Linked DNA regions of Homo sapiens: region 2 is linked to region 1. Evidence: chromatin loops called from intact Hi-C (ENCODE). Cell type or tissue: endothelial cell of umbilical vein. All regions are shown on one strand. Each heading gives the region's core, and the rest is flanking DNA. Links, peaks and the distances in the headings are about the cores only.

The links. A loop is a pair of places that touch in the nucleus more often than their neighbours do. Peaks named below come from ENCODE experiments on the same cell type or tissue, not always from the same donor. Only the 100,000 strongest peaks of a DNase experiment are listed, where the experiment ranks them.
Region 2: it touches region 1 in a loop (4-fold over the local background); 65 of 110 quality-filtered maps call a loop at or near these places.

What each region holds. Positions count from the first base shown.
Region 1 is chr2:85,598,037-85,607,803 of GRCh38, forward strand. It overlaps TMEM150A (transmembrane protein 150A), which reads right to left and starts at 4,662. Exons shown (of 8, transcript NM_001031738.3): 1 at 4,571-4,662; 2 at 3,848-4,028; 3 at 3,399-3,446; 4 at 2,985-3,071; 5 at 2,309-2,376; 6 at 1,855-1,982; 7 at 1,489-1,666; 8 at 511-1,281. The coding sequence starts at 3,912. The coding sequence ends at 1,040. C2orf68 (chromosome 2 open reading frame 68) reads right to left here. Exons shown (of 4, transcript NM_001013649.4): 4 at 7,218-9,767. It also overlaps a transcript of USP39 not described here. RefSeq lists silencers at 4,132-4,191, 4,292-4,871. In endothelial cell of umbilical vein, for the core only: a CTCF peak has its summit at 4,621 (motif pointing left); DNase peaks (open chromatin) are centred at 4,745 and 7,965; H3K4me3 peaks cover 1,905 bases; H3K27ac peaks cover 1,918 bases.
Region 2 is chr2:85,546,726-85,556,492 of GRCh38, forward strand. GGCX (gamma-glutamyl carboxylase) reads right to left here. Exons shown (of 15, transcript NM_000821.7): 5 at 9,457-9,535; 6 at 8,759-8,865; 7 at 7,418-7,581; 8 at 6,507-6,772; 9 at 6,214-6,345; 10 at 5,691-5,842; 11 at 5,087-5,256; 12 at 4,755-4,885; 13 at 4,200-4,347; 14 at 3,830-4,025; 15 at 1-3,401. The coding sequence ends at 3,209. Among named protein-coding and RNA genes, the nearest start is that of GGCX, 9.9 kb to the right of the region's middle. In endothelial cell of umbilical vein, for the core only: a CTCF peak has its summit at 5,546 (motif pointing left); a DNase peak (open chromatin) is centred at 5,516; H3K27ac peaks cover 517 bases.

The sequences.
Region 1 (9,767 bases), core at 598-8,597:
CTTGAACCTGGGAGGCAGAAGTTGCAGTGAGCTGAGATCATGCCATTGCACTCTAGCCTGGGCAACAAGAGCAAAACTCCGTCTCAAAAAAAAAAAAAAAAAAAGCTGATAAACTAGCCTGCACCCTCCTCCCACTGCAATGTCTAGTTAACTTTGTAATCCCACAGGTTTTCTTTTTGCTCCATTGAGAAAGCCACTTTTAATATTTTAAAGTTGCTCTCTGTACCACCCCCACCTTCCCCCCATGCCTCCTAAGGAATCAAAGTTCAAACCAGACTCTGAGTGGGGGATGGGTGAGATTATCAGACCAAGTTAGTTCTTTAGATTGCTTAGAGGCCCAGAAGGGTTTCAAGCCCTTTGAAGGGGTATTTGGGTGGCACCTGGCATCCTTTGTTTCTGGCAACAGAGTGCACTCAGCACTCCTGGGGGGCAAGGGCTTCCTCCCATCCTTGGCTTATGGAAAGCCATCCCAGATCAGGCCCCCCAACTCTCCAGAACAGGCTACAAACATGCAAATTAGAATTCTTTTAATATAAAAAAAAGTACTAAAATACCCACGTGGTTCTGCTGTGTTATTTGCCCTAAAGGAAGTGAGGGGCAGAGTGAAGAATCCCAGTGCAGCTCAGTGGGCCCAGAAATGGGCCTTTCCGTAGGCTAAGGCGTGCCCACTCCACCTCCACCAGACTTCTATCCCCTCTGCTGTTCCCAGCCCCCAATTCCTGCAGCAGGAAACCCCAGTGGTCTGGCTTTGGCACTGGGAGTAGAAGGCACCTGAAGGGCTGGCTGGGTGAGTGAGGACAGGTGACCTTTAAAAACAAAACGACACCGTGGGGTGGGGAAGCAGGTCATGCAGCTGTGGCAGCTGGCAGGGCCCACTCCTCCATGGCACAGGTGGGCATGGGATGGCCACTTCTCCAGAAGTGAGGAAGCCCAGATCCCAACAGAATACTTTCTCAAAATTGTTTTTGGTACGAAATAAATGGAAAGAAGATATGGGGTGGGGTGCTGTGGAGGCCGGGCCAGCCACCCTCCCCAGACCTTAGATCATAGCGATGCTCTCGGGGGCACAGTTGAGGTGGGTGGAGGTGCTGCTGCTCCCGGAGGACTTGCAGGCCCGGCCAGGGGTAGGCTGCAGTGCAGCCACCAGTGTGTCTGAGGAGACTGCCCCAAACTCGTAGCTGAAGGTGCCATAGAAAATGAGGATATCGATGACACACACCCACTCACACAGGGCTGCCCCATGTTGCAGCTGAGAACTCTCATGGACAAAGAAGACTCCACCTAAAACGAGGCTAAGGAAATGTTCAGTAGGACATACGGAAACCTGGCAACACCCCTTCTGCAGTCTCAGGCCTCACCTCTCCAAAGGGAGAGGTGTTAGTCCTCTCCCCCACATGGCAGTGTTAGGCCTCCACCCCCCATCCTCTTGGGAGGGAGAAAGGTTGAGCTAGAGGATGAGTTCCTGGCTGCCCCGTCCTGAAAGGATACTGAGGACCAGGGTGATAAAGGCGATGACAGCCAGCACACTTCGCAGATAGGCCACAGCCAGGTCCAGCGGGGCGGTGGCCCCTTGGTAGGAGAGAGCACAGTGCAGGCAAACAAAGAGCAGCCCCGCAGGGAAGGCCACGCCAGCTCCAACGTAGTGCAGAGACCTGGCATGATCCACCTGGGCCCAGAGAAGGGCCAGTTGGTGATGTGGCCATGGCCCCACCTCTCCACCCCTCCTTCAATGAATCTCCTCTCTCCCTCTTCCTTCCTCTCCCTCTTTCCAGCCCCAACCTTGAGGTGCCACACTGCAGGCAGCCAGGCCTTGTTAGGTAAAGTTTAAGGTTTGCAGGGGAGAAGGGGAAGCACCTGAAAGTTGCCAACCACCAAGAGGCCCGCAGCGTTGGTGCAGCCTGTGATGAGTGCCGTGGTGTTAACCCAAGAGTGCCGACTCTGCTCCAGGAGCTGCCCGTAGCGCAGGAGGCAGATCAGGGCCACTGGGGGAGGAGAGCACAGTTGAGGCCTTCCTCCAGCCCTGGCCCTGCCCAGCGAGCCTGTCAGCTTCCCCCAGACGCTGTGGTGCTCCTGCCCCTTCTGAGGGGCAGAAAGGAACAGACAGGCGGGTGGTGAACTAGGTTTCCTCAGGCTCCAGCCAGCAGGGTGGCTGTGTGGGAGTCAGCTTTTGGCCTTCAAGGAAGGGGAGAAGCTGCCTCTATTGCCTTAGCCCTTGGTGGGGAGGGCTGCACAGAAGGGCTTCCTGGGCCTTTCTGTGTGGGGATCACTGGGCTGGGCACGCAGGGTCAGGGCTAAGGGTACAACTCACCCATGAAAGCACCCATGTTGCCAATGAGGCTGAAGAGGCAGCTTTCTGGGGGATAGGAGCCACACTTGCTGCGAGGAGGGGGAAGGACAGAGTAAGAGGGGTGCAGGAGGCCCGGGGGGCCCCCATTTTGGCTCACTGGCTCTCCCCTGCTTTACCTGCACCTGCTCCTTAGCAGGCAGGCCACTGATTTATGTGAAGATCCAGGGTCCCTCATGAACAACTGGTTCCAGGCTGGGCCCCCAAAGCAGAGCTCATGTGTGTGAGAGAGAAGGGAGTGCCCAGGAGTGTTCGGGCAACCCTGACACTCTTTGCTGAGCCCTGCGGCTGGTTTGGCTATCCTTGAGCCAGAACACGGGCTGGGCAATCTGAGGGCTCCAGCTTAAATCCAGGTGCCTCCGCTTATTAGCTGTGTGACCTGGATGAGGAAGACTGAGCCTGTTTCCTCACCTATAAAATGGTGAAAACAATACCTGCCTCACTCCTGGGAGGATGAAAAGAGACAATGCATATAAAGCACTCAGCAGAGTGCCTGCCCCACAGTAACTGTCAAGTAGTGTTGTTATTAAGTGGCTCTTAGGATACTTATTGTTCCTGAGACCCAAGGACAGCTCTTTGCTTGAGGGGCTGTCTGGGAGGCCCTTAGATCTCCCTGACCGGCCCAATGTCCAGGCCTTACCTGATGAGGGGGACATCGTCCAGGGTGCAGCAGGTCTTGGGACCCCCTTGCTCAGCAGGGTCAGGAGGGCAGGACTCGTTGTAGGACCTGGCAGGCAGGACAGGGAGTAGACTGGGGGAAGGGACTGCCCCCAGGCCCTTGGCCTATAGCCTCAGGCCTCAAAGAGGACTCTCTCCCAGACCTCCCCTACAGGGACAGAAGATCCCACTCCCCAGTGCCCGCCTGAAGCAGTAACCAAAGGGGCAAAGGGATAGTGGGAAGTGGGTAGGTGGCAAGAAGCCATGCCTGGGGACCAATTTCAGAGAAGAGCAGTGAGGCTCAGGGTTGCAGTCTGGCTCGTGGCAGCCTCAGGCCCAAGAGGGGACAGAGATGAAGGAAGCTTTAGAGCAAGGTTGTCTGCAGAGTCCTTCATACCAGTTCTCCACAGGGCATACATGGTGGTTCATCACAGCCATGGCATACCTGTGGGAACAGAACTGTCACCCTGGCAGCCTTCCCGAGCCCCACTCAACCCACCCCATGACCCTTCTCTTCAACCTTGATTTCTGGCCCCATTCAGCCTCATTATTGTTGCTGGGGACTCAAGTTGAGGTCCCTAAGGCTTGATGCCACACCAGCACCTGCAGCATGCCCCCAGCTACAGGCCCTCTGGAAATTGCCCTGGCTAGAAGTATATTTGTCAGGGCCACCCTGCTGGACAGCAGTGGTGCCAGCTTGTCCCAAGGGGCTGTGTGCCCAGGCACCAAGTCAGGCTTTTGAGACACCCAGAGTGACCCTGGGTACCACCGTGGCTATGACAGGACAAGAGACTTTGTGTGCGTCATCAAGCTCCTGTTGCCCCCCGGGCACCCCCCTTTACTCACACAGTCCATATGCCAGTGATGGAGAACGCTGACAGGCTGACAGGCAGGAGGATCCAGGCGGTCATGAGGGAGGGGAGCCAGGGTGGTGGTGGTGTTGGGGGGAGGACAAGAGGTAGATGGGGAAGTGGGGGCGGACCAGCTACCTTGAGATGTTTCTGCCACAACCATCAGCTGTCCTGGCCTGGTGGAGAGAGATCAAAGTCCAGGAGTGGGTAACTGGCCGGGAAGGGGGAGGGGAAGGGGGTCAACACCTTATCCAGCGCTCCCGTTGGGTCTCTGAGCGTCCAAAGTTTGGGCTGAGCCCACGGCAGAACGTGAACACCCTCTGGCACTGGGGGCCTCCGCGGTCAACCCAAATGCCACCGGCGTGCTGAGAGACGCAGGCGGACCGTAACATCTGGAAGGGAGTTACCCTCCTTCTGAGGGACCAGGGCTGGGAGAAGGGCTGGACAACCGAAGAGGCCACGCCAAGGAGAGGCTGGGTGCCGGCCCAGTGGAGCGGTGGCGAGTCGGCGGCGCGCAGGCAACCACCTGACCATCGGCGCCCTGGGCGAGGGGCGGGTTCACGCGGAAAGCCCAGCCCGGCCCGGCCCCCGCTCGCCTGGGCGCGGGGACCCCGGCTGGGGCCGGACCCTGCGGCCGGCGACCCCCCAGGACCCGGGACGCGAGAGTCCCCAGGTGATTCCTGGAAGCCCGGAGGAAGGGAAGGAGCCCAGTACGCACCTCCCCGGAGCGCCCCGCCGCCGCCGCACCCTGCTCGGCCCCCTCGTGGCGCCGACTCTAGCTGCGGCCCTCGGAGCAGCCCTGAAAGGTTTAAAGGGCCGAGCGGCCCCGCCCCTGGAGGCCCCAGGCCTCGCCGCGCCGCCCGCCGGGACGTGGAGTCCGCGCAGCCCCGGCCTCGGTGCCCGCGCCCTGCCCGAGACTACAACTCCCGAGCCCCCGCGCCCGCGTCACGGGGGAAACGTGGGCGGTGTCCCAACTTCGGAGGACCTGGGCGCGGAGGGCTGTGGCGTGAAGACCGCTCTAAAACCGAGATGACTAGAGGTTCCGTTTAACCGATTCCTGCCGGGGAAGCGTCAGCAGGTGGGGATCTCGGGGCAGCCTGCATTCCAGCTCTACCTGGGATTGTCGCCGTGCACATGGCTGGAGGAGCGTCTCTCCGCCACTGCGCACATTTTGCAGCCTGCACCGGCCAACGGTGAGTCCTCTAGGAAGCTCTCTCAACGTGGCGCCCCATGCCTGCCTCTGGCCAGGGCTGCGGTGGGTCCAGAGAAGCAGACACAAAGACTTGGCTGTTTCTTAAGAAATCCAAGCGCCTGGGATTTGGCTTATGGTTCCTGTGGCTCAGCAAACTCCGGAGGAGGGCTGCTTTCATTAGATACTTTTTGCTTTCCTGCATACAAGTACACAATGTACTAGCCAGAAATCAGTGTCCAAGACGTGTTTCCCGACTGATCAACACTTATTTGAAATAAGACGGCAGAGACCAGAGGACATCCATTCTAAATAGACACATGTAGGTGTCAGTGTAGAGTAGGTAAGGATTAACATGGCCAGTGTTGGTAAGCAAAGAGGGGAAGGTGAGAGACCCGGAGGAATCTGGGAAAAGGAAACAGGATAGTGTGGGAAAAATTACTGACCAGCTTCACCAAAAACTTACAGGCTATGAGTGCATTCCTGGATGTTTCTTTTTTTTTTACTTTTTCTTTTTCTTTTTTTTTTTTTTGAGACGGAGTCTCGCTCTGTCGCCCAGGCTGGAGTGCAGTGGCGCGATCTCGGCTCACTGTAAGCTCCGCCTCACGGGTTCACGCCATTCTCCTGCCTCAGCCTCCCGAGTAGCTGGGAACTACAGGCGCCCGCCACCTCACCCGGCTAATTTTTTTGTATTTTTAGTAGAGACGGGGTTTCACCATGTTAGCCAGGATGGTCTCGATCTCCTGACCTCGTGATCCGCCCGCCTCGGCCTCCCAAAGTGCTGGGATTACAGGCGTGGGCCACTGCGCCTGGCCCGGATGTTTCTTAAATTATTGCAAGGGTGGAAATACTTTCACATATCAGAAGTGTGCCTGGCATTCTGTCTCAAAGGCGGTCCCAGCATCTGTTGGAGCCCTTGTGAGATGACAGATCATCACCTGAATGGTGCACAGGCGCAGGTTGCCCAGCGTGGGGAGCTGAAGTTTGGCAACACTGGTGAGGCAAAGGCTATGTGAAACAACAGGGTCCTGTGCTTTAGAGAAGTAGAGCAGAATAAACTGCACAATGACTTGAAGAGGGAGAAACCTTCTTGGACCCAGTGGAAAGCAGAAATGGAAGCAGAAAACCTGTTGGAGAGCCCTTTTTCTTTTGAGACAGAGTTTCACTTGTTGCCCAGGCTGGAATGCAATGGTGCAATCTCGGCTCACTGTTACCTCTGCCTCCTGTGTTCAAGTGATTCTTGTGCCTCAGCCTCCCGAGTAGCTGGGATTACAGGTGCCTGCCACCATGCCCAGCTAATTTTTTTATATTTTTAGTAGAGACGGGGTTTCACCATGTTGGTCAGGCTGCTCTTGAACTCCTGACCTCAGGTGATCCGCTCGCCTTGGCCTCTCAAAGTGCTGGGATTACAGATGTGAACCACCGTGCCCAGCGGGAGAGCCCTGTCCTTAAACACATTAGGACAAGTAGTTAAAACAGGGCCAAGAAGTATGGCTGTGTAGTGATCACTGTACAAGCACACCTGGCTGAATAAACCAGTGGGGGATAAAATCCAGCTCACCTGCCGCTGGCTATGCTTTGTGCCTCAGGACAAGGGTGTGCTTCCTTGCTAATTGACAGGAACCATCTTCCTGCCCAACTGCATTCCCACTGCGTAGGCACCTTATCTGCCCAATGGGGCTGTGAACCCTAATTGGAAGCTTTGCAATTCTTAACACTATATCTTCTTGAGCTGGGTTTGAGTCCCTATCCAATCAAGATGAAGGCCTGAGAGGACTACTCAAGTTCTAACATGATGTGGGGGCAAGGCATAGTAGTCCAGATCCGGGACATGAGGCAGCTTTTGGCTTAGTATGACAATCTAATAGTTCCTAAAATAGAATTATCCCAGGATGGAGCTCCGTATGACAGAAGGGCTCTTCATAGGTAGTTGGTAGGGGGAATTGTGTATCATGTAAGAAGTAGGACCAGATGTCTTTAAAAAGACCTTCCAACTCTAATGCTACATGAGTCTGTCTAGTTGTTATGTTCCAACAGGGACAGCTCTTAAAATAGTGTGGCAAAGCAAGAGATGAGATTTCCAGTGCTGACTCGGTGGTGGAATGACTTTAGGGCAGGTATTTAACCTCCACTTCCCCAAGTACACAAGTTATTTCACAACTCTTGGCAAAAACAGTGCTGTAAAAATCGTAAGTTTATTTGTTAAAAAAAATACTGTATTTGAAAAGTACCTTCCTTCTGGGATTTTCAAATAATTTGTACACTACATTTTATTCATCTACACATTGGAAATGAGTAAACTGGTGAACATATAGCTTTTTATACATTTAACACAACCAGTGCAAATTCTCCTGCCTCTGAGAAGGCAGAGAAGCCCTTTACTCAGAAGGTCTTCAATTCTAGCATTACTCCAACTCCTAGGGAAATTTCGGGTGGGTGCCTATGGCTGTATGACCATCTGATTCCTCAGGGACAGGACAGGAATTCAGCAAGGGAGCTTAAAATATTTTAAGTAATTGTCAACATTCCATGGTGACTCTCCCCAAAAATCTAGTGGTAGGAAAATAATCTGTACTTATTCCTCTTTCTGCACACAAAGCCCTCATTTAAATTTGTGAGCCTGCTTGGGATCCATTACCTAGCCATTCAGAGATCCTGTCAAATGCACAGCAGATTGGATACTCACCATCCCAAAGGGGTTCCTCCCACCTGGATGGGGCCAATCTCTAGTTGACAGTGCCCCTCAGAGTGCACCATGGAGATGGAATGTCCCTTCCAGAGAGACTTTTACACAGGGAAAAGCATTTGTTGGCTGGGCTCCAACTCTCATTTGGTACAAAAAGCTTTACATTCTTTTCCCTTTTTACATTACATTCTTCAAAGACTTCCGTGCTTGCCAGCTGGATAACAACTCAAGCTCTAGTGTTTACTCTTGCACAGCCCCAAACCCTTGGAAACTCAGCTTCGTTCTATCAGTGACATCACCCATTGTGGCCGAGGAACCACAAAACCTTAAAATACAGGCTTAAATTCAGCAAGCGAAGAACATTCCATATTGAATGGGCATGAGATATGCCTATCAGATTGTGTGTGTGTGCGCGTTTTTTAAAGACAGCCAATTACATCGTATCTAGTCAAATGAGCGGATTCTAAAGCAGCCTGCTGGGATGTTCCACTTAGTCTAATGCTGTTGCCACTGTACGCCACAGCACCGGACAGTGTTCTTTGGGACATCTCTGGGAAATGCTCTGGAACATGCTCCTTGATGGAAAACACTAATTTTTGAAAGAAGTAGATGTCTGGAGGCAGGTCTGGTGAATAAACTGAATAGTACTGCCTTGGACCCCAGCTGAGGGGTGGCAGTAAGCAATGAGGATGGGCTATAAAGCTGTTAACTGGCTAAGGGCCATCCTTGGGCAGGCATTTCAGACACATCTGTAGAGAGGGCAGTAGCATCTCCGATAGGCCAGCTCTGAAGGAAGCTTAATGCTTAATACAGTCACACTGCATAAATTAGCTTAGAATGCTCTCTTGGGTAAAAAATATTAATAGTGTATATGCACTTGAAAAGCAAAATTCCTCAAGAAAAAAAGTTTAATAGCAAGGAGTTTCCATCAGTCCCGGTCTTTGTGAGGATTACCACAACAAACACTTAAAAGGATACAACAGGTACTTATTAAATGCTGCCTTGCCTTTTACCTCTTCCTTTTTTTTTTTTTTTTGAGATGGAGTCTCGCTCTGCTGCCCAGCCTGAAGTGCAGTGGTGTGATCTCGGCTCACTGCAACCTCCGCCTTCCAGGTTTAGGTGATTCTCTTGCCTCGGCCTCCCGAGTAGCTGGGATGGACTACAGGCACATGTCACCATGCCCAGCTAATTTTTTGTATTTTTAGTAGAGACGGGGTTTCTGTGTTAGCCAGGACGGTCTGGATCTCCTGATTTCATGATCCGCCCGCCTCGGCCTCCCTACCTCTTCCTTTACTTAATAAGAATGCGGTCTAAATTTTCAGGTGCCAAGCCCCCAAACTCCTCTTCTAGCCTTCTGAATTGTGTAATAAAACCAGGAAACAGGTGATCCAGCTGTGCGAAAACAGACCTCAAATGTATTTCCAGACTAAAAAGCCAGACTTGCAGTGAAATCCTATGTTCCAAGTCATCAGATCAGTTTAAGGACTAGAAGACTAGAATGACTGACTGGTTCTCTGACCAGGAAGAACAGGGGTGGAGTTTGGGAGAGCCTTCTTGACCCAGGAGGCTTTGGAGGGTAGTTAACATTAGAAGTCAAAAGGCACTTCTAGCCCAGCTGCCTAAGTAGAGGACAAAGACTTTCTCCTTTCAAAGGAGAACTGAGCCCAGGATTGGTAAGTTTAAGGCACTTAACCTTGACCAGCTCTGTAGGTCTGGAGCATTCTGGTCCCTGGCCGCTTTCACCACCAGGCCCTTCTCACTTATCCACCTCACTTACTGCCCCAGCATTCCTTTGGCATTGCGAGCTGTGACTTGACACATTTTAATGACAAGATTGAAGTAGCTACCTTGCAGGATAGATTTTCTGGGGTATAGGGGACAAACCAACAGTGCCATCAGGTGTCTTAACACCCGGATGTGGAGAAACCCCTGGGGCAAGGGCCTATGGTTTCAGGAAATCTCAGTTCTCAAAGGCTTAAAGCCATATTTCAAGGCACTGAGGTTAGGCTGATATGCTGGAAAACAAGTGCCTTGGAACTT
Region 2 (9,767 bases), core at 1,768-9,767, 50 kb before region 1:
AGTAGGGGGAGGGCAAGGTTAAAACCTATGCAGGTGTGTCAATTAGACTTGTTCCAACTTGAGAACCTGAATTTTGCATGTAATTGAAATGTTCCAGAACAAGTCTGGCAGTTTCATAAGGGAGTTTTTAGATGCCAATACATTGCAGATAACCATATTGGCTACATTAGGGGAATGAGCATGGATAGGTGCCTCCAAGTTGGTAGAATAGCATGAGAAGTTTTCAAAAGTAACCGCTTTAAGGTTATGTTCAGTATTTGCTAAGTAAACAAAGATTCCCCAACCTTGAGGGAGCTTGTGGACCAAGGGGATAGTGTTGTCCTGCCCAGCCTAGGGGAAAAGTATCCTGAAGGTTAATAAGGTGGTGGAGGAACATTAGGCCACAGGGAGCAGAGGGAAAGCATAACAGCAGGGGATGATAAGGGTGATTATAGTTTAGAAAGCATGAAAGTATGACTTAAGGAAATGTCTTTAGGTTGAACATTCTGTATATAACCTGCCTTTCTAAAGTTTCAAAGGGGATGGATACCCATCAGGGGCAAAGATCCAAATCCTGAGGGTAGAATGAGGAGGATGTATACTAAAGTCTTTTGGCTAAAAGGACATTGATAGCCCATTTTTAGAATGGCTACAGTTGCAACCCAACTCTACCCCACTGAACAGCTTTTATTACCAGTATTTACATGACCACTTTTTCTTTACACCTCACCCTACCCCAATATCTTCCTTGGGAAAATTGGTCAGAGAGGTGGTATACTAACAGTTTGGGGAAGGGCAGCATCCTTGCCCATATTTAGAAAAATACTTTTTCAAGTGTCTTCTCCCAAGTAACTCTTGGGACTTTTGTTACCAGTCAAGTAGGTACAGTGAGTTTGGCAAACAACATAGTGGCAAAGTATCTTCTATTGTGTTACTATGAGAGAAGATCTGCAAAAGGATTGAAAATCAGCATCCCTCCCACCCATTCTTACAAAGTAATCAGGGGACCCTGTGCCACAGCCATTGCTTGCCCATATAATACCTTGAATGAATTAGAGATTTTCCACCAAACTCCATTTGGCCTCCTCAGTGGTGGGGGAGGGTGGCAATCTGCTTGACAACTAACATGTCGGCCCTGTCCTGGTCTATCCCTAACTAGATGCTAATACAAAGGTTGAAAATACAGATATAGGTAGTAATGAAAACAGATTTGGCTGGGCACGGTGGCTCACACCTGTAATCCCAGCCCTTTGGGAGGCCAAGGCAGGTGGATACTTAAGGTCATGAGTTTGAGACCAGCCTGGCCAATGTGGGAAACCATGTCTCTACTAAAAATACAAAAATTAGTTGGGCGTGGTGGTGGGCACCTGTAGTCCCAGCTACATGGGAGGCTGAAGTGGAAGAATCGTTTAAACCCAGGAGGTGGTGGCTGCAGTAAGCCAAGATTGTGCCACTGAACTCCAGCCTGGGTGATAGAGTGAAACCCTGTCTTTAAAAAAAAATAGATTCAAGAGGTATCCAGGAGGTAAAATTGATGGGACTTGGCAATTTTAAGAAATGCAAGGAAAAAGGAAGAGTCAAGGCTGATGACCTAGAGATAACAGCTTGGCTAAGGTACAGAGCTGCCATTCAATAATAAAGAATAAGGAAGTCTGAGTTGGGGATGAATGTAAGTTCTGTTTAGGATGAACTGAGCTTGATAGCCCTGTGGGATATCCAGGTGGAACTTAGACCTATACGTCTAGGGCACAGGAAAGAAACCTAGCATCGTTGGAAATCCTGGAGTAGACACAATCATCTGAAGTATGTATACTGAAAAAGCAGTTGCTTAGGAAAGAACCCCCGGAACACTGTCCAAGGAGGAGTGGGGGAGAGTATGGGAAGAGAAGCCTGCAAAGAGATGCAATCATTTACAGAAGTTACTGAGACTGCCAATTTACTACCGGTCTCTGCTACAAGTCCATGAGCTCCCAAAGCAGGGATCCTTTTTCATAACCCTGCATTCTCGCTTCCTAGCTCAGTGCCAACCCTTTGAATTTTCACTGAACTGAGGAGCTTCCTGAGTTACCCTTGTATACCCCAACCTACAAAATGTCTAAGCATTCCCTAATCCCTTACTAAATTTAGTTAATTCTTACTTTACCTCCCCTTCTGCTCACCAAAGGCTAGAATAATACCAAATACTAAGCTTATTTTTAGAGAAAATCTAGCAATCATCTAGATTTCCTTATTTAACTTTGATGCTGCTATTCTGACTGCTCTCATAACTGCTAGTGAAACACTGGGTGTATATAGATAATAGGAACAAAGAAGGAACCAAAATTGCAATGAAGATAAATTACTTTGTGTGCATTTACAACCTGACCACCATCCAATTATACTTTTAATTAAGAAAACATGTTTTAAGCTGCATTATTTCAGATTATCAGTGATTCTGAAAATTACAAGTGGCAGGGTGCAGGACCTTAAGTCAAATAGACGTTAAGTTCAAACCATCAGTCCATTCGTCACTAGCTGTATGTCTTCGGGCAAATTATTTTACCTCTCAGCCTAATGTAATAATGCAGGTAACACTGCTCACGCGGTGTGTTGCACATAGCAAACACTTGGGAACAGTTAGCTATTCATCGTGGTACATTAAATTGCTTTTCCCCAAGAGCCACTTTATTTATTTATTTTGAGACGAAGTCTTGCTCTGTTGCCCAGGAGTGCAGTGGCTCGATCTCGGCTCACTGCAACCTCCACCTCCTGGGCCCAAGCGATTCTCATGCCTCAGCCTCCTGGGTAGTTGGATTACAGGCACCCACCACCACGTCTGGCTAATTTTTGTATTTTTAGTAGAGAAGGGGTTTTGCCATGTTGGCCAGGCTGGTCTCGAACTCCTGGCCTCAAGTGATCTGCCCACCTCAGCCTCCCAAAATGCTGGGATTACAGGCGTGAGCCACGGCACCCAGCCCCCAAAAAGCCACTTTAAACCTTATCCTAGGAGGACAGTTTCACATTGCGTCTAACCTCTTCCTGGCCTCTTAATCTTGGGTTGTTAAATCTTATTTGCTTTATTTCCTTGGTTCCTCTAAGTTGTAATCTCGGAGTTAAAAACAGCTTTAGAACCCCGCCCCCCCAAAAAAAAAAAAAAAACTTTTGAGAATTTTTTTCAAATAAATGTCCATTGCATAGAATGGGTCTGTGACTGGCTGCTTCTACATCTGCACCCAACATCTGGCCCCCTTCAGAACTCTGAGTGGACAGGATCAGGATTTGACTCAGGAGGATTAGAATGTGAAGAATCCGTGTTTGAGGGATTCAGTTCTCCAACTGCCTCAAAGGGTCTCAAGTTTGCATAAGTCACCTCCTGGGCCAGCTGCTCCAGGGAAGGACGGCCTAATATCAGATTTCGAAGTGAGATACAAGTCATCAGGAAGCTGAAAAACAGGAAAAAGCCGACCAAGTTCAAACTCCTGTTTCACCAGAAGAATTTCAGCTAAAGCCCTTAGAAGGCACCTGGTCCTCACTCCTCCCACACAGGCATATATGGGAATCTCCCCCCAAGTGACCCTCCATCTCCCAGCTGGAAGGGTACACCACTCTTTATACAGTCTGGTAGAGGATTCCAGGATAGGGTAGGAACAGCCCACAGAGAGGCTGGAGATAAGCTGAGGCAGAACAAGAAAGCAGGCCATCAGATATAGGCCACTTATTCTTCCAGTAAATCAAGAAGAATGGCAGGAAAAGATACCTAGAGCTAAACTGTCCTTTCCTGTATGACAGTCTCTAGAGTTACTCTCCCCAGGGGAAAGTTACCAAGCTTGCCAACATATGATGGCAATGACAAATATTGTTGTGAACTTACCTGCGGCGAAAGACATAGAGCTTTCGCAACAAGAAGCGGAAGAATCGCTCATGGAAAGGAGTATTTCGCCGGCGTTCAATCTCCTGGAGCCTTTGTTGGCGTCTAAGAAAGGTCTGAACCAGAGGTGTTGGCTCAGGGCCCCCTTTTACTTCCCCTTCCAACAGAGGCTGCAGCTCTGGGGGTAGAGGCCCTGTTTCTGCCCGGAAGACAGAAAAAAGAGGAATCACTGAGATGGATCACTCTCTCCCCTTAGAACTCCTCTTCTGCCAGCTAGAGACTTCAAGTTCATTCTTGAATGGCTAGAACATCATTCATAACCCTGACTTCTTGAAACCAGAGGCTATCTCAGCCCAAATGTTCATACACTCACCACTTCCATTCTCCACCTTTTCCTTTAATTCTTGCAGATATGCCAGGTCTTGCTCCAGTGCAAGCTCTGTAGTGTTGACATAGACGTACATGTAGCAAGAAGGGCTAGGTGATGTCGTATACACCTTATGGTACTCACCAGCAGGCAACTGACAAGGGAGAAGAAATGGATAAATTTCATCAGCTTTTCTCTAGCCAGCTTATGGCCTCCCTACTCTATGACTCTTGGCTTCTTTCTACTCAATTGTGTTTTGGAATCGAAAGTAACGGACCTCTAGAATCCTGGATGAGGCTCTTCACAGTCCCAGGGGCCCTTGTTTTTTGAGCTCCACTGCATTACTGCTATGGTAAAATATTTTCAGTCTATAATAAGTGAATCTTGCTCATCTAAGCTTTCTGCCATTGTTTTTTAAATTGTTAGAGATGGGGTCTCACTCTGTTGCTCAGGCTCACTGTGAATTCCTGGCTTCCCACCTCAGCCTCCTAAGAAGCTGGGATTACTGGTGTGAGCTACTGCACTCAGTTCTTTCTGCTGTTGTTAATCCCAGCAAAATACCTGCATTTTTTCTCCCTCTCGAAGAGTCTGGTTCTTCTGTTCTGCCACAAGCTCCACAGTCACTTCCCCCTGCAGCAGCTGGATGCTAGTGTTGCCCAGGTCTTCACTCACAAAATTCTCCAAGTGCAGTCCTGCCAGACCAACAGAGTTCATCATCCCACCCCATGGCAGAGTGAACTCACTCCCAGCCAGAACAGAGACATCACACCTTTACCACCATCATCCCCTTAGGTTTCAAAAACATTCCCTCTCCCCTCCCACCACATGGAATGTCCCTGGCCAAGGAAGCCAGAAGGAAAGACAGAAAAGCCTCTCCTCACTTTCCTCCATACCAGGGAAATCTGCAATGAAGACCACCTCAGTGTGGTTGTCTAGGCTGCTCTTGATTTCCTGTAACTTGGCCCTCCAGGGAGACAGGTCCATCAAGAGTGGTTGCACCCAGGATGTGCGCTGAAAGGGTGACCAAGCGGCCTGCACGATGTCCACACGAGGGTCAAAAATCCTTAGGAAAGAAAACCATGTTCTAAGGACATCACAGCCACCCACCCACCAGAACTTCCAGTTCTCTCCCTTTCATCATCATTCCTAAGGACAGGGAATAGAAGAAGAAATGGCCTGTGTCAGCATGTTATTGCCAGTCCAGGGCAGAGAAAGAAGGCAGAAGAGATCTGGAGCACTGGGTATAATGGGGGTTAGTAGCTACCTGAGAAGGTATTATGTCAACAGTGTCTAAAAGAACAAGTCAACTCACTTTTCTCCTGGATGATGGTGCCCCCTGCTGGAAGCAACCAGCTATGCCCACAACCAGATCAAGGGGGACATGCACTAGAGGAAGGACAGCTTTTTAAGCAAGACAATACCAGGAAGCAAGGGCTGTTCATCTTGGTAAAAAGAACTGTGCTTCATTTTTTCCCACTCTCTGCTCCCCTTGCCCACCTCTGCTGGAAGCGGTCATTGATGGAGACCCAAATATCAAAGTAGATCTGGGGCTCAGTGACATTATACTTGGGAAGCAGGCGGCTCAGGCAAGTGGCATATTGCTTCAGCATGTCTGCATGATCCTTCCATCGCCGACTCTGTGTAAATACCTGCCCCAAACCCCCATATTAGTCCCACCTCATCATTATCAACTTCCAAGACATGTCATGCACTGCCAATGGCACAACGAGATCCCTGCCTGCTGCCCATTCTGGCTAGAAAAAAATGGAACTTGCCTTTGGGAATGAATTTTTCATTGTTGGGCTAGTGGTGCTTACTTTTCCTGAATCTAATCTCAGTTCAAGGAAATGAATGCATTGCCCTATCTCAACCCACATAAAAGATAGTTCAATCTGGCTCTTGAGAAAAGGCAAAGCAGACTCAAATTTGTTTTGCTTTATGGTGTGTGTAAGACAAAACCAGACCCCAAAGCACAAGGGGGCTCTGAAGAACAGTAAATTGTCAGCATCAGACATCTCACCCCAGGGTTAAGGTAGCCCAGTTCGCCAGTGCGGCCATCACGGTAGGTGATCTTCACGTGCTGGTGGGAGCGGGAGTGCACCATCATGTCCCAGGAATAGCCATACAGCCCATTTGTCCAGTTGTTATAGCCCTGGGAAGGCAGCACAGAGGGGAATCAGCTCAATGCTTCTCACACTGACCCCATCCCCTACCAAGAAGGGGCTGCAAAACCAGCCCCATTCTTTCCCAACTATTGTCATCCGTTCCTTTCTAAGTCCAGCCTTTGCTGTACACTCCACAGCCCCTACAAACCTGGGTGAGAAAATGAGAATAGGGCAGGAATAGCTGCTCCAGGAGGTAGAGCAGGGTGAAGGCAGCTCCCAGCTGATGGCGCAGCCCTGGCTTCTGGCCACTTTTGCCCCGGCTCCTCTTATACACACAGGAAACACTGGGCTGAGGGGCTGCCTTGAGGGGCAACAGTTGTTGCAACCTTCGGGGGCAGTAGGACACCAGCTTCCGAGGCCACTCAGGGGAGCAGAAGAGAGGGCTGCTGGCCAGCATGACGTAGGAGAACATACCTAGGAAAGCAGGGAGAAAATACATATTTCAGGAGTTTGGCTGGGCCTCTTCAACCCCGTTCCCTTAGGAGACTTCTCCCAGGTGTTCCACTGAAAAGGAAAGTAGTTCTTCTTTTTTTTTTGAGACAGTCTTTCTCTGTCGCCCAGGCTGGAGTGCAGTGGCGTGATCTCAGCTCACTGCAACCTCTGCCTCCTGGGTTCAAGCGATTCTCTTGCCTCAGCCTCCCAAGTAGCTGGAATTACAGGCATGCGCCACCATGCTCAGCTAAGTTTTTGTATTTTTAGTAGAGACGGGGTTTCACCATGTTGGTCAGGCCGGTCTCGAACTCCTGACCTCAGGTGATCCACCCACCTCGGCCTCCCAAAGTGCTAGGATTACAAACCTGAGCCACCAAGCCCGGCCACAAAGTAGTTCTTAACTGTAAGATATTTGTTCTTCCTGGAGATTCCCTACTGTACAACATACTAACTGAGCCCAGAAGCCCCAGTCCTCTTATCCCCATTTATGCCTACTTCATAGTGACTGCCCTGGGTTCAATTTAGCTCCTGCTCACACCACCCTCTCCCACTCCCAAACAATGCCTCTGGCTAGTCCCTTCCTGCAAAACTGTGGTTCCTGTTTCCTCCCAGGCTACAGGTACTGACCAATGCTGAAAAGCTGGGAATTCATGCAGTGGAAGTAGGACACAAAGAACAGGCCAATGGATCTTGAGACATCAAAAAAGAGCAGGAAACCAGCTGAGAGGTCAAGCAGCAGCCCACCCCAGTGCACGACCAGCAGGCTAGTCAGCTCCTCAGACAACAGCAGTCTGCAAACACATGGAGAAAGTTCAAGCACCAGCCCACTGGAGAACACATCAAAGCACATTCACAGCACGAATGTGCCTTGGCTACTCCAGTGGCTGGGTAGATGCCTAAGGTACATAATCCACCCATGAAGACACTCCTCTAGGTTGTTTGTTGTTGTTGTTGTTGTTGTTGTTGTTGAAACGAAGTTTCACTCTGTCGCCTAGGCTGGAAGGCAATGGCATGATCATGGTGCACTGTAGCCTCAAACTCCTGGGCTCAAGCAATCCTCCTGTCTCAGCCTCCGAAGTAGCTGGAACCACAGGCACGTGCCACCACGCCTAGCTGTTTTTTTAAAAAATTTTTTTGTAGAGACAGTGTCTTATATTGCTCAGGCTGGTCTTGAACTCCTGGGCTCAAGCAATCCTCCCACCCCAGCATCCCAAAGTGCCGGGATTACAGGCATGAGCCACCATGCCCAGCCCCCTCTACATTTTCACACACTTTAGGTGTTCAATGTTTTCTAACATATCCTATGTAATAAGCAAGGGCAGATCTCCTAGGACAAAATTTGACTGAGATGTGTGTGTGTTGTGGAAGGGACGTTCCCCACGGAGGTCATGAGTGAGAGGACACTTTAAAAGGTGAATGCTTGGCTAACATCATAATGAAGTCAAACTTCAGGAACTGGAAAATAACAGGGAAGAAGAAAGAGAATAAAGTAAAACAAGAGGAAAGAAGAAATGGGAAGAAGACAAATCAGAAAGGTGACCCTTTGTTTTGTGGAAGTGATAATAATGGTTTTGTCAGAGCCTGAACAGTGAGTGCCCATCTTCTCAGTACATCAGCTGCAGGGCTCTGATGGGAGGCTAGAGTGGCAAGGCAAGGACACAGGCACCATCCAAGGCAGCTGCTGAGGGCACTGGCTCACTCACCAAGTCAGCCAGTTCCGGCTCTTTCCTTTCCTTTTTAAATTTCTTTTCCTTTCTTGCCTATCTATACCATATATCTCCCAAGAGCAGCTAGGGCTCAATCTTTTGATACCACTGACTCTGCTTCTGCTGAATAGGGAAATGAGTGGACAAAGGAAGGCATGTGGCAAATTCAGGCAAAGTAGGAACAGGTGCCATTACTGAGAGAGATGAGTCACCTGCTCTGTACCCATGCCTCAAAGAGGCCTCCACCATGACTGCCACTCACTTGAAGGGACTGAAGAGCCAGTGCCGGGACAAATATTCCATGGAATAGCCTTCAACCCAGTCTGCATCCAGCTTTTTCACACCCGCAATGAAGTACACAATGAAGATCTGAAAATAAAATGTGACACAAAGTTCAAGCAAAAAGAATCTTTTCTACAGATAGGCAAGAATAAAATAAGGAGCATATAGTTAGGACAACTTGAATCCATGCTCCTGAGTTACAGTCCTTGACCCAAATATTACAGTCCTTGACCCAAATAATCTACTTATATATATTTTTTAAATGAATAAAATAAATACTGATCTGAGTCCAGGGCCCAAGGAAGAATAGACCCCATCTTCTATTCATTCATCTCAGAAATTCGCCTCATCCAAACAGCATTTATTGACATCCAACCAATGTCAGCGACAGTATCAGGCACCAAGGAAGAAGTCATAAAGCACAGACTGAATCCTTTCTCTTTGTCATGAGGATTCCAATCTAGCAGGGACAAAGCTCTAGTCTTTCCTTGACAAATAAGATAATTCAGAGATTAAGGGATTGGAAAAAATGAGAAGCCAGCCTAGCTTTCCAGCAAAGGGTAAAAACTAAAAACAGAAGATCCAGGGAGGCAGCGGAGAGTGTAGTCTGGCAGTGGGATGGCCATGCTGACCACATGGCTGTCAAGGAGCTCCTCCCTCTGTCCTAAAATGCTGTACCTGGCCACGGAGCACTGCATAGTTCCAAAGGGGCACGTGGGCATTCCTCCTATGGGCATTCAGCAGACCGTCCACAGACCTACACCGAGGGAGGTAAACATTGAGGGGGGAGCTGCTTAATGCAGCTACATCTCCATCCTTCCTTTTATACACGATAATCCTATCTATCCTGGGCACATCTCCCATATCCTCCCTGGTTATTCTGAGACCTTTTAGAATTATATGAGCAAATTCTAACATGATTATACAAGTCATAGAAGAAATATTGCTACTAAGTTATAACAGCAAAAAGTTCAGTATTTCTTGTTAGC